Linked DNA regions of Homo sapiens: regions 1 and 3 are each linked to region 2. The links are chromatin contacts, found by Hi-C or POLR2A ChIA-PET in ENCODE. All regions are on one chromosome and are shown on one strand. The core of a region is the stretch at or near the end of the contact, and the rest is flanking DNA. Distances in the headings are between cores, read along the strand shown. Region 1 has its middle 49 kb from the start of UMODL1-AS1. Region 2 holds the start of WDR4 (WDR4 tRNA N7-guanosine methyltransferase non-catalytic subunit). Region 3 holds the start of PDXK (pyridoxal kinase).

Region 1 (3,818 bases), core at 111-2,610, 720 kb before region 2:
CGCCCGGTCCCTCCCCACCCTGTGTGACTTTCTCATTTGCTGATTTTAATCTGCCTCCTTTTGCTGTAAGAAACTGTGACTTCTGTGGTCTGTGAGTCTTTCCAGAGAAGCATCAAATATTCCAACATTCACCAGTGCACACCAAAATTCTCTCTGTGGATTTTGGGAGAGCGAGAGCGAGAGAGAAACAACAGCAACAAAACTCTAAGGAACTAACGGTGTAAAGAAATAAATTAACATGCAGAAAATTTCACATAAGGTCCATCCGCATGGCCTCCCCAGGCAAAGCTTTCACCTTCTTCCTAAGGCCCAGCCTTCCCCTGGAGAAAAGGCCATTCACCCACCTGCTGGCGAGGGAGAGGTGGCCCCCAGATTCTCACACACAGGGTCACGGAGCTTGTCCTCCCTCCCAAACCACCTTCACTTCGGATCTGCCTGGATGCTGATTAGACTGGAGAGAGGAACAGATCAGAGACACTAGACCAGGGTGGGCGGAGGAGGGGCCAGGAGGCAGATGCAAAAAGGGGAGCCTGCCAGGCGCAGTGGTTCATGCCTGTAATCCCAGCACTTTGGGACGCCGAGGTGGGCAGATCACTTGAGGTCAGGAGTTCGAGACCAGCCTGGCCAACATGGCAAAACCCTGTCTCTACTAAAAATACAAAAATTAGCTGGGCGTGGTGGCAGTCTCCTGTAACCCCAGCTACTCAGGAGGCTGAGGCAGGAGAATTGCTTGAACCCGGGAGATGGAGGTTGCAGTGAGCTGAGATTGCGCCATTGCACTCCAGGCTGGGGGACAGAGCGAGACTCCATCTCAAAAGGCAAACAAACTAAAAGGGGAACCTGAGACCCCCAGCTCTGGCTGCCCTCGGTCTACACTGCTGGCAACAAGTCCAGTCCATAGTTTTTTCAGACTTTGAGGCCCAAATCTTTGATCTGGAAGGACCTGGGATTGCCAACTTGGCAGGGACTAGAGGGTAAAGGGTGGAGTCTGTCCAGGCGAGGTGTGGGGTGCCCTGGACACAGAAGACTGGATTTTGGGTCTTTATCCCTTATTGTCTCCCCAGATGCTTTTGTGAAGACAGGTCTGCTCTTCAGGTGCTCCCCTCTGCCCCTGGGTCCTGAGGGCACCAGCCCTGCCTCCCCAACCTTCTTCCAGGTGAGAATGCAGGTCAGGCTGGAGGCAGACACCTGCAGATCCTCCTAGAATGCGGGCAGCTGGGGACTCCAGATGTGGGAGTCCTGATACCCACAGTCCAGCTGTGGCCGAGAAAAGGGGCATTTTCTACTTTGCTGATCTATTTGAAGGGAATAACACCCAAAGATGGCTTTCTCCCAAGTCATGGACAGACAAAGGCAAACACGAAAACACCATCAGCCTGGCTGGCTCCGGGCCATGAAGCCTGCGGGGCTGAGCAGACTTCTGCTGCATCTGTTGGGAAACAATGCACAGTGGCCCTTGTCCCGAGGACGCAGGCTGCCTTTCAATCACTGCTGTTTCTGGAAAAAGAGAGCCCAGTCTTCCCAGAGAAGCGGGCTTAATAAGGACACAACCCTTCTGTACTCATGATAATCACAGCTCACGGCCGTGGAGAGCTTCATAGCGCTCCATCCTGTACTGAGCCCTACACATTTATAATCTCATTTAATCCTCGTAACAATCGGGCAAGGTCAGTATCGCCGTCACTGCTCCCCTTCAGGAAGCTGAGGAACTGCCCAGGGCCCTAGGATAGATCGGCATGGGGCAGGGTCAGCCCGAGACTCCCAGCCCTTAGCCCACAGAGCCTGGGGTCACAGCGGTGAAAGAACGGGACATACAAATGCAGAGGGCTCCTGCTCTAGGGTCCTCTAGGTGCTGTCACAGAGGACCACACAATTGGTAATTTAAAACAATGCACATTTATTCTCTTAAAGGTCTAGAGATTGAAGTCCAACACAGGTCTCCTTGAGCTAAAATCAAGGTACTGCAGGGCTGGTTCCTCCCAGAGGCTGGGTTTAGGGAGAGTCCACTTCTTGCCTTTCCCGGCTTCTAGAGCTGCCCTGAGGCCTTGACCCTCGGCCCCTCCTCCCTCTTCAAAGGCAGCACTGGCGTGGAGGCCTTCTCACATCTCATCCCCTGAGCTCCTCTTCCGCCTCCTCTTTCACATTTAAGGATCTTGGTGATCACTTTGGGCCTACCAGGATAATCCAAAATAAACTCCTGATGTTAAGGTCAGTAGATTAGCAATTTTCATTCCACCTGATGCCTTAATTCACTTTGCCAGGTAAGGCAACCGAGTCACAGGTTCCAGGATTAGGAGGCAGAAAGGGCTTCAGCCGGGGTTGACGCATTCAGATGTGTGCTCTCTATGGCCTTTCTGTGTCTTGGCCTGGCAGTCCTCCTGGAGTCGTCCCTGCTGGCAGGGACAGGTGCTGGAGTCAGCTCACGCCGGCTTCTGAGAGCCCAGTGGGGAACGGCTGAAATGTACAATTAATAAATTGCACTAAAACAAAGGTAACTTGAGTTTTGAGCATTTGTTACCTTTGTTTTAATACAATTTATTAATTGTACATTTTATGGTATTATTATGATATAATTTTACGATCATCATGCTGTGGCAGTTATTACCTCTGTTGCATCTGTATGGCAGAAATCCTGTGTAACAGGAGGTTTGCTAGGGCACACCGGTCTCTGCATTGAGCTTCGTCGTGTCCACAGCTTGAACCAACCATCGCAAGAGCATTTACGTCACGGAAATCAGCATGTGCTACAAATCGAGGCTTGATTTTATCGTCTTATTGATTATCTAGACTCAAGGAAATGATGAAAATCTTCGATGAACGCAGATTAATCTACAAGTGTGCTATGGTCATAACTGTTACACTGTAAATAGCATAAAACGTTGTCAAATCGTAGTTGAATTGCAGCTATAGGCTGGCTACAAATATGAGAGTTTGGCCAAAATCAACAAAAGCATCTGTGTGGACCAGTTGGCTCTATGGAATTTATGATAAAAAGTCCTGTATATTTATTATTTGTAAATTGCGTGCTTCCTTTGCATGAATAAAACTTAGAGTGGACTGACGTACAGATGTTTACACACACGTCTTTTCTGCAGAGAGCCTGTTGTTAAACATTTGCCAGCACACCACTGCCTACCCCCTGCAACCCCCACCCCGCCAGCCTCACCTTCCCGGCCCCACACTTTGTGCTCTCGTCCTCTGAGCCACGAGCACTTTCCAGAGCTCTCCTGCTGCACCGATGCCCTCTGCCCAGCATGGGATGACCCATCCCAACCATCCTCTCCCCTTGCCTGGCCCATCCTACTGGTCCCCCAGGCACGGCCCAGCAGTTATTCTCTCCAGGAAGCTGTTCTCTCCAGGAGGCTGTCCTGGCTTCTGGGTTGGGTCAGTGCCCTTCTGTGTTCTGGGGGTCCTGGGTTTTCCCCCATTGCACCCTGTGGGAATCGTGCTTGCTTCTCTGTGTTTAGGACTGGCCCCTGGCTGCCTCGTTGGTGGGGCCATAAAACTCTCCGTTTGTGCCCCAGAATCTAGCACATTTCCTACGTAGTAGATGCTCAATAAACATTCACTCAATAGAACAAACAGAATATTCACTTAAGGAGCTGGGATTGTTCTTGACTGAATACAGAGCTAGGTCTCTTCCCAGACACAGAAGGAAACAGACAAAGGAAGGGAAAGCTCTGATGGATACATGGTTCTGAAGGGGCCCTGGGTCCTGGCACATGAAGACGCTTGGGCACATGGGTGGGGAACATTGGGGAATGCCACGTCTCAGCTCCTATGACTGGAGGGCCCTTTGGACCGTTTTGGCTTCAATA
Region 2 (4,219 bases), core at 1,606-4,105:
AGCTTCCCCACATCTCACCCTTTATTTTCTTGTGACTTCTTTTCTGCAGCACTGCAGTCATAGATGAAGAGGCTGTCATCATCACTAAAGAGAAATAACAATAATTTTAAAAGGAGTTATCATTAGAGAGAAATAACAAATTTTTTTTTTTTGAGACGGAGTTTCGCTCTCGTTGTCCAGGCTCCAGTACAATGGCACGATCTTGGCTCACCGCAACCTCCGCCTCCCAGGTTCAAACGATTCTCCTGCCTCAGCCTCCCCAGTAGCTGAGATTACAGGCATGCACCAGCACTCCCAGCTAATTTTTACTTTTTGTAGAAACGGGGTTTCTCCATGTTGATCAGGGTGATCTCAAATCCCCAACCTCAGGTGATCCACCAACCTCAGCCTCCCAAAGTGCTCACAGGTGTGAGCCACTGCGCCTGGCCCATGTGAGCCACTGCGCCTGGCCCTAATTTTTTTTTTTTTTTTTTTTTTTGAGTTGGAGTCTCGCTCTATCACTCAGGCTGGAGTGCAAGGGCATGATCTCAGGTCACTGCAACCTCCCCCTCCTGGATTCAAGCAATTCTCCCGCCTCAGCCTTCCCGGTAGCTGGAATTACAGGTATCTGCCACCACGCCTGGCTAATTTTTGTAGTTTTGGTAGAGACGGGGTTTCGCCATGTTGGCCAGGCTGGTCTCAAGCTCCTGACCTCAGATGATCTGCCCGCCTCAGCCTCCCAAAGTGCTGAGATTATAGGCAGAGCCACTGCGCCCAGCCTAACAATGATTTTTAAAAGAGCACTTTGTTAAAAAAAAAAAAAAAAAGTTGATTTTTTTTCTCTGTGGAACAAAAAATATTTGCACACTCATTAAATTAAAAGTTGTATACTTGACAAGAAAACTGTCTAGATACAATATTTCAGGGAACAGTTAACAAACTTTATTTGCTTAATCTCTTATTGGAGTACGTCATACTGCATAGTTCTGTGGGAAAAAAAAGTTCAGTAAAACAAATGAGGGATAAATACTCAACAGGAATTAATATGCTATTCTTTTAGGCACCACAAAATCTATGCGACATGGTTATAAGAAATTACGGGCCGGGCGCGGTGGTTCACGCCTGTAATCCCAGCACTTTGGGAGGCCGAGATGGGCGGATCACGAGGTCAGGAGATCGAGACCAGCCTGGCTAACACAGTGAAACCCCCATCTCCACTAAAAATATAAAAAATTAGCCAGGCATGGTGGCAGGCGCCTGCAGTCCCAACTACTCGGGAGGCTGAGGCAGGAGAATGGCGTGAACCCGGGAGGCGGAGCTTGCAGTGAGCCAAGATCGCGCCACTGCACTCCAGCCTGGGCGACAAAGCGAGACTCCTCAAAAAAAAAAAAAAAGAAAAAAAAGAAATTATGTTCTGATACTGTTGAGCGTTCAGTGGGATTCTGTATACAAATTTCAAAGAGCCATTACTATTTAGAAACATATCTCACCTACCTGAAAGTGTTCCCATGACCCCAGGCACTTACCAACATAAGAATCACCCATTTTCCATACTGAACCTAAACTTCGGTTTATCCCATCCTCACCCCCTGGCACGTATCTTGTACATATTTATAGCCTTTAAAGCGAGTGCACCAAAAAACTTTCCATATGGAACCGTGGACTTGTCTTCCAAGTCAGAAACTCCACCAGCCACTAGAATTTCCTCAAAATGCAAAGACTGAAGGTAAGCAAATCATGTCTAATATATCCACAGCTCACTCTGGCAGATATTAGACCGTGAGTCTCTAAAACAAAATCATCTGGGATATGTGACGGGTTTCTGAGTACAATTTTTGTGAGACCTAACTTAACATCGAATTGGCTTTCTAAAACCAAACGAACAAAAAATATACAGTATATCTGACAGACACGTCGTCCGTTTCAAATATGAAATCACAAATAACCTGGGAAAGGAAACGAGGGGCTGAAACTGACAGCACTACTAATTGCTCCGAGAGTCCTGAGTTAGGACTGTTCCATCAACAAACATTTACTAAGTTAAAAATCCCCTGCGTCGTCCTAGCACTGGCGATACACTAAGGAAGGAGAATAAAATTACGGAAAGCAAAACCCGAGCCGTGCGAAGGGCCACTAGGGAGGTGCGCACTGCGAGCTCCACGTGCACCCTTGGGTTGGGTAAGTGTCGGAGATGACTTGGAGCCCTAAGGAGCAATTAAGGCCAGGTGAGTGGATGCAGGCCGGGAAGAGGGAACAGACAACCCTGCAAAAAGAGGGAGCGCGCTTGGAGGTCAGTGAGCTCGCAGTGAGTAAGCCCCTCCCTTCTCACCAGGGAGACCCGAGACCCGCTTCTTCCCAGTTCTGCAGAGCGTGTTCGGCCGGGCCTTGCTGACTGGTCAGCGTCGCCCCACGTGCTCTACCTACCCGGTCCCCGCCGGCGCCGCGGAGACCGGAAGCGACCCGGCGGCGCTAACCGGGCAAGAACACCGCAGACCAGCCATCTAGTGCAAGGAGCGCGCCGGAGCCGGGGAGCGGACGCCGAGAGCGGACGGCGAAAGCGGACCCTCCAGGCGCAGAGACGCGGCCAGGCCGAGACTGCGGCGGAGGACTCGTGGGCTGGAGCGGAGTTCCCCGGGGTCACCCCAGAGTGGGTGCGACCAGGCGGTGCGGGAGAAGCGGGGTCGCCAGGACCCGACGCGCGCCCGCAGCCTGGTCTCCCTGTTCCAAGACCAAGGCCCCCTCACCTGCTTGCTATGGAGGTGGCCAGGAATCGGCTGCCGCCCCGCACCACCAACGTCTGCCCGCACAACGCCAGTCCCACAGAGCCCGCCATGTACCCGCCCGCCTCACCGCCATACACATGTGCCAGCCCAGAGCCTCTTCCTGTCCGCACCGGTCGGTGACGCCAGGCGCAGACGCCGAGAGATGACGTATACCCCACGTACCGCGCATGCTCAAGGACGAGCCTGCCTTGAGCATGCGTGAAAGGTGCTGTGACCGCCCTCCGGGTTGTGGCTGGTGGCCTTCGGTGTTTCGGGTTTGGCAGTTCACTCACCAAGGTGATCTGATGGAGTGCACTTCGCACGATTCCAAGTACTTGCCTAATGTTCATCCTTTCCTCTAGACGGGGTAGGGCTGGTTCTGGATCTTTTTCCGCGGTAGCTGGAGAGACGTAGGACCTGATGATGGCTACTAGATGCCTGGTAAATGATCCTTCAAGAAGTGAATGAACCGGGGGCCGTGGCTCACATGAAGTCAGCAGTTCGAGAGCAGCCTGACCAATATGGTGAAACCCCGTTTCTACTAAAAGTACAAAAATTTGTTGGGCGTGGTGGCGTGCGACTGTAGCCCCAACTACTTGGGAGGCTGAGACAGAAGAATTGCCTGAACCCGGGAGGCGGAGGTTGCAGTGAGTCGAGATCGCCCCCGCTGCACTCCAGCCAGGGCGACAGAGCGAGACTCTCTCTCAAAAAAAAAAAAAATGTCCAAGATGTGGTCATGGGTGAGGGTGTCTCGGGTGGCGTCAAGTCTGAGGTCGCTAGAAGTAAGCCTACTGAATCTTTGCACTTAGACAAGCCACAGATGCCTTAAAATCTCCGAACTGTAGTGATATTTTCAACCCAAACTATGGTTAGTTTCCAGTGTTCATCCCAAGATCCCCAAAAGCCTCTTACAATCCCAGCATCAGGCACAAAATCTAGGATCTCACGGTCTGTTTTAGATTGGCTTGTCCGGTGCAGCTCCTCTTGATCCAGAGACTTACAAACTAAAAAGATTAATTTTCTCTCCCGTGCACGCAATATATGATGGTGAGCCGGGACCAGATAACCACAATAAATACTTGCATGTGAAAATGAGAAGAGGAGGAGACACAGTAATCACTGGTCCAAAGCAATTCTGAAATCCTACTGGAAGATGTTTTCAGGCCCTACAAGAATAAGAAGTCTTAACCAGGCCCGAGTTCTGCTTCCTGGGAGTATCTCCCCAGGCTGTATCTCAGCACAGCTCTTGCCTCTGCCCTCTTGGGTGTCCCTCCTTTTCCAGCACCTTCTTGGCCATGTTGAAGAATGTGCCCTTTGAGAAACTTTCTCAACCTCCTTCCTGTCATTAGCAAATTGTGAGCCCACAGACCTTTTTTCACTCTAAACTGTTCTGTCCACATTTTGGCAGCTGGTGGTGCTTTGTTCACTACAAGTCCCTTAAAAGCTTTATGGGCTTCTCAAGAATCTGATTCAGGTGC
Region 3 (3,912 bases), core at 43-2,542, 840 kb after region 2:
GCCTCAGCCTCCCAAGTAGCTGGGATTACAGGTGCACACCACCACACCCAGCTAAATTTTTGTATTTTTAGTAGAGATGGGGTTTCATTATGTTGGCCAGACTGGTCTTGAACTCCTGACCTCTTGATCCGCTCAACTCAGCCTCCCAAAGTGCTGGGATTATAGGCGTGAGCCACCGCGCCCGGCCAATGTTAGCTATTATTAATGGACAATTATGACTAATTATGAAGTACTTTCTTTTAAAAGCCTAGATCTCTAAGTAATGTCTTCCTCCCTCAGTCCTCAGCACCCGCCTGGTCGGGCATTGGGTCTCACCAAGCTACAGAGCCCTAGGTGCGCTGTGTTAGGTCACCAAGACTTTAGTCTGGTGATACTGACCCCAGGGCCCCAAATCACCATGTCTGCAAGTCTGGAACCCAAAGGCCTCCGTTCCCCGGGGTGGTGCAGGGAAGCCGCAGGGAGTGCGTCAGCTGTGGAGAGCGTAGGGGTGGGAAGTGAAGGCTGTGGGGTCCCCCAGGGGGTCAGGTTCGTCCTCGAAGGCAGGCCCTCCACAGGAAGACCTGGTTGGGGTGGGATCGGACACGCGGCCCAGACCCAGGCACCTGTGGATGGACGGCCGGGCATGTGGCCATCGGCTGGGGGCCTCTGCAGGCCGCGCCACCAGAGTGGGCACTCAGGGTCCGCAAGGGTCTGGGGCGCCCCCAGAGAAGCCCGCCGCCCCAGGCCGGTGCGGAGTTGACTGGGTCCCCCCGGCCCCGTGTCTGTCAGCTCCCGCGCGGCCCCTGGGAAGGGACGCGGATCGGATGCGGGCTCCGGGCCCTGCAGGCAGTTGAGAGCGCGGTTCCCTTGGGTATCCGGGGTCCGGGGTCACTTTCGCGCCTCCGCACTATTCCCACGCCCGCGCGCACTCTCGTGGCCATCCGCGTTGCGAGAGTGTCGCGCCCGGAGGTCAGGGGCGTGGAGCCCGGGCCCCCGAGTCTCCCCTGCGTGCGGCGGGGCGCGGGGCGCGGGGCGCGGGGCGCAGGGCTGAGGCGGAGCACAATGGTTGAATGAATGAATGAACGAACGAATGAACGGCGCTGCAGAGCCCTCTCCAGGCGGAATGAAAGTGCAAACCCAGCGTTTCGGGCGGCAGAGTGGCGGGGGCCACCTGGCGCGGCCGCGCGGCCAGGGTCCGGTTTCGCTTCCTCCCAGCCCGGGGGCGGGGCCTGCGTGGCTGTCCCCGCCCCGGTCCGCCCCCGGCCAGCCCCCGGCGCCGCGCGGAACTCGCGGGTTCGGAGCCGCCCGCTGAGGTCAGAAGGAGGCGTCTGCGCTGATCGGGTCCGCCGCGCGCCAGAGCCAGAGTCGCAGCCGAGGGGAGCCGGGGCCGGAGCCCGAGCCCGAGCCGAGCCGGAGCCCGAGCGAGCGGCGGAGACCGTGCCCCCGCCTCGGCCCCGCGCCGCCGCGGCCAGGCCCGGCATGGAGGAGGAGTGCCGGGTGCTCTCCATACAGAGCCACGTCATCCGCGGCTACGTGGGCAACCGGGCGGCCACGTTCCCGCTGCAGGTACGCATCCGCCCGCAGCCCGGGCTTACGTAACCCGAGCCCGTGACCTTGGCGGGGCTGCCCGAGACGAGCCTCAGTTCCCCGAGGGAGGCTCGGGAGCTGCGGGCAGAGCCTGGCGCGGGCGCCCTGGAGGCAGGCGCGGGATGAGCCTCCCGCTCTGCTTGGCTTGCGGGGGCGGAAGCGGAGGGCTGAGCGCTCTGCGGGCCCCTGCGGGTGGGACGGGTCCGGCGTCGGGGTACGCGGGTAGGAGGGAGCCCTGTGCACCAGCTATGGCGCAGCCGCTCGTCCTCGCCCCTTCCCGCCGACCGGGCCAACTGCCGCGGGGGCGGGCGGGCGGTGCGGCTCCCGGAGGCGAGGAAATGTCGCAGAGCCCCGAGGAGTCCCGGAGCAGTCACGCGAGCCGGGACCTTGCCCCGCTGGAACGCAGAAGCGGCCGTGGAGCTCGAGACGCTCGCGCGCTCACCTCCTGGGCCCCTGTGCGTGGGGAAGTCAGGAAGAAGACGCCGAGTGAGGTCACGGTGCCCACGAGGGTGGATTCCCCTCGGCCTGACCACGCCAGGAGGTGGCCGAAGGGAAGAGGGTGGGGCAGGGGCTGCTCTGCACCCTCTAGCAGAGCGGCATCCCTGCAGGTGTTTGCTCTGACGAGGAGAAGCCCCAGAGAGCAGTTCGGGACTGTGCGGATTGGCTTTAGGGAGCCAGCTTTTAAAACGCGTTGGCCCACGGCCTCCTGGTTGCAGCTAAGTGGCCCGTGGAGGGGTAGGAGAGGCCTGGGTGCAGTGGCGTGGGTGTCACGCAGGGCCGAGGCAGAACCAGGACGACGGGCACTTCCTGGCCTTGTCGAGTCAGCAGGAGGGCTGGGGGTGCCCTGCCGGGTCGTGCTCTCCTGTGCTGCCCACCTGCGGCCTGGTCACTGGGGACGGGAGCAGGTATGCCTGGTCCCTGTGCTGGGCCCCACGGGATGTAAAGAAGGGCCACCTGGGCACGGCGGGGCCTGCGGTGCGGGCTGGCCTGGGAGGAGGACAGGAAGAGGGGAGCAGAGCTTCAGTGGAATTTGAGGGCTGACCTAGGCGTGCCCCCAGGAGGACCAAGCTGAGCAGAGTTGAGCGTGGAAAGGCAGGGGGTTCGAGTCCGAAGTAAGTGGAGGTCCTGTTGGGAAGGATGCGGTGCTTCACAGGTGGTCTTACTTGAGACCCTGTTCCATCCAGCTGCAGGCAGACCCTGCCTGGGACAGTCAGGGTGCACCGGTTCTGTGGCTCCGGCTCTTAAGCACTGCTCTGGACCACTCCTAGCTTGAGGGGGTTGGGGGAGGTCACCACAGGCTGGCGGATTGCTTGGGCAGAGTCAGAGGTAGGATTGGGCTTGGGAAGAAAGGTGCAGGGTGCCTGAAGCAGGGGCAGCCAGGCAGTGTGGAACCAGGGGGCTCTGAGGACAGCGTCCACTCTCTTGGCAGAAGTGTGCAGGTCCTGCTGTGTCTGTCCCGTCCCTCCTCCCATCCACCTCCTACTTCATTGGGCAAACTGTTTCCTTCTTTGGCTCACTCGGGATCCCCCAGCAATGTCCTTTGTTCTCGAACTCCCAGTGACTCGAGGGGTGTCCTCTGATTGCTCACCTCAGGTGGAGCCTCGAAAGGATGGCGCTGCTGTTCCTACCTCGGGTCTCCCCAGTGCACGGCATCCTTACCTGTGGGCTCCACAGGGTTCCATGCAGGCATTTTGCTCCCATACCCCGATGTCCAAGCCCGGCTGGACAAGGAGAAGCAATGTGATGACCGAGGGGCTGAGATGGCTGGAGACCCAGCGAGCCTGGACCAGCCTTAGTGGGCACAGGAGGGAATGGGGGACAGAGCCTGGAAATGGCCTTGGGGCCAGTGTTTGCCGCTTCTAGCTGCAGTTCCAAGGGGACGTGTCCCCAAAGTCTAGAGCTGCTCTTGCAAGAGTTTGTTCTTGATTTTGATCATCACATGTGGCTTAGGACTCCAAAGCCTTGTTCACATAGCTGAATGTGAGGAAAGAAAACTTAGAAACTGGCAGAACATAGCCTCTGGCTGGGCCCCAGAGATTTGCCTCAAGGCTACTTGGAATGAGACTGGAGAATGCCTCAGGGGTGTGGCATGTAGCAGGGCGGCTGGAGAGGCGCCTTATGGGGACTGACCCAGGTGTCTGGGGGTCCCACCTCAAAGCAGGTGTCTCCACATCTTGGAATTCCAGCTGAGGGACCTGGCCCTGGTTTCTGAGCCTTCCGGAGTCTCACCTGCAAACTAGGCACAATACCTGTTTGCAAGATAGCACCAGGGCTCCTTGTGCCCTTCATGCCAGGCTCAGGGTACACCTATTGCCAGGGAGCTCCCACTGATTCCTTGTGAGTGTA

Evidence for each region. A loop is a pair of places that touch in the nucleus more often than their neighbours do. ChIA-PET counts read pairs that join two places held with the same protein, here RNA polymerase II (POLR2A). Pooled maps may share reads with other maps.
Region 1: a map of dorsolateral prefrontal cortex shows a loop between it and region 2 (3-fold over the local background). The contact joins the enhancer-like site here to the promoter of WDR4 in region 2. A Hi-C loop is called at or near these places in 1 of 168 maps with a recorded cell type or tissue (dorsolateral prefrontal cortex) and 1 of 50 pooled maps. POLR2A ChIA-PET finds 5 or more read pairs at or near these places in 1 of 52 experiments (GM12878).
Region 3: a pooled map shows a loop between it and region 2 (11-fold over the local background). The contact joins the promoter of PDXK here to the promoter of WDR4 in region 2. A Hi-C loop is called at or near these places in 9 of 50 pooled maps.

What each region holds. Positions count from the first base shown.
Region 1 is chr21:42,155,756-42,159,573 of GRCh38, forward strand. No RefSeq gene overlaps it. Among named protein-coding and RNA genes, the nearest start is that of UMODL1-AS1, 49 kb to the left of the region's middle. Within about 2 kb of position 1,361, at least 3 of the 41 ENCODE cell types and tissues checked have a DNase peak (open chromatin) inside an H3K27ac peak, as active enhancers do; they include dorsolateral prefrontal cortex, where a contact is called at or near this core.
Region 2 is chr21:42,876,684-42,880,902 of GRCh38, forward strand. WDR4 (WDR4 tRNA N7-guanosine methyltransferase non-catalytic subunit) reads right to left here and starts at 2,856. Exons shown (of 11, transcript NM_018669.6): 1 at 2,724-2,856; 2 at 19-84. The coding sequence starts at 2,812. It overlaps LOC105372817 (a long non-coding RNA gene), which reads left to right and starts at 3,029. Exons shown (of 4, transcript XR_937765.3): 1 at 3,029-3,072. RefSeq lists enhancers at 918-1,881, 1,882-2,846, 2,499-2,548, 2,579-2,688, 2,759-3,108.
Region 3 is chr21:43,717,837-43,721,748 of GRCh38, forward strand. PDXK (pyridoxal kinase) reads left to right here and starts at 1,293. Exons shown (of 11, transcript NM_003681.5): 1 at 1,293-1,545. The coding sequence starts at 1,459. LOC124905032 (a long non-coding RNA gene) reads right to left here and starts at 712. Exons shown (of 2, transcript XR_007067896.1): 1 at 379-712. RefSeq lists enhancers at 595-644, 1,986-2,895 and silencers at 795-1,584, 1,625-1,934, 2,092-2,281.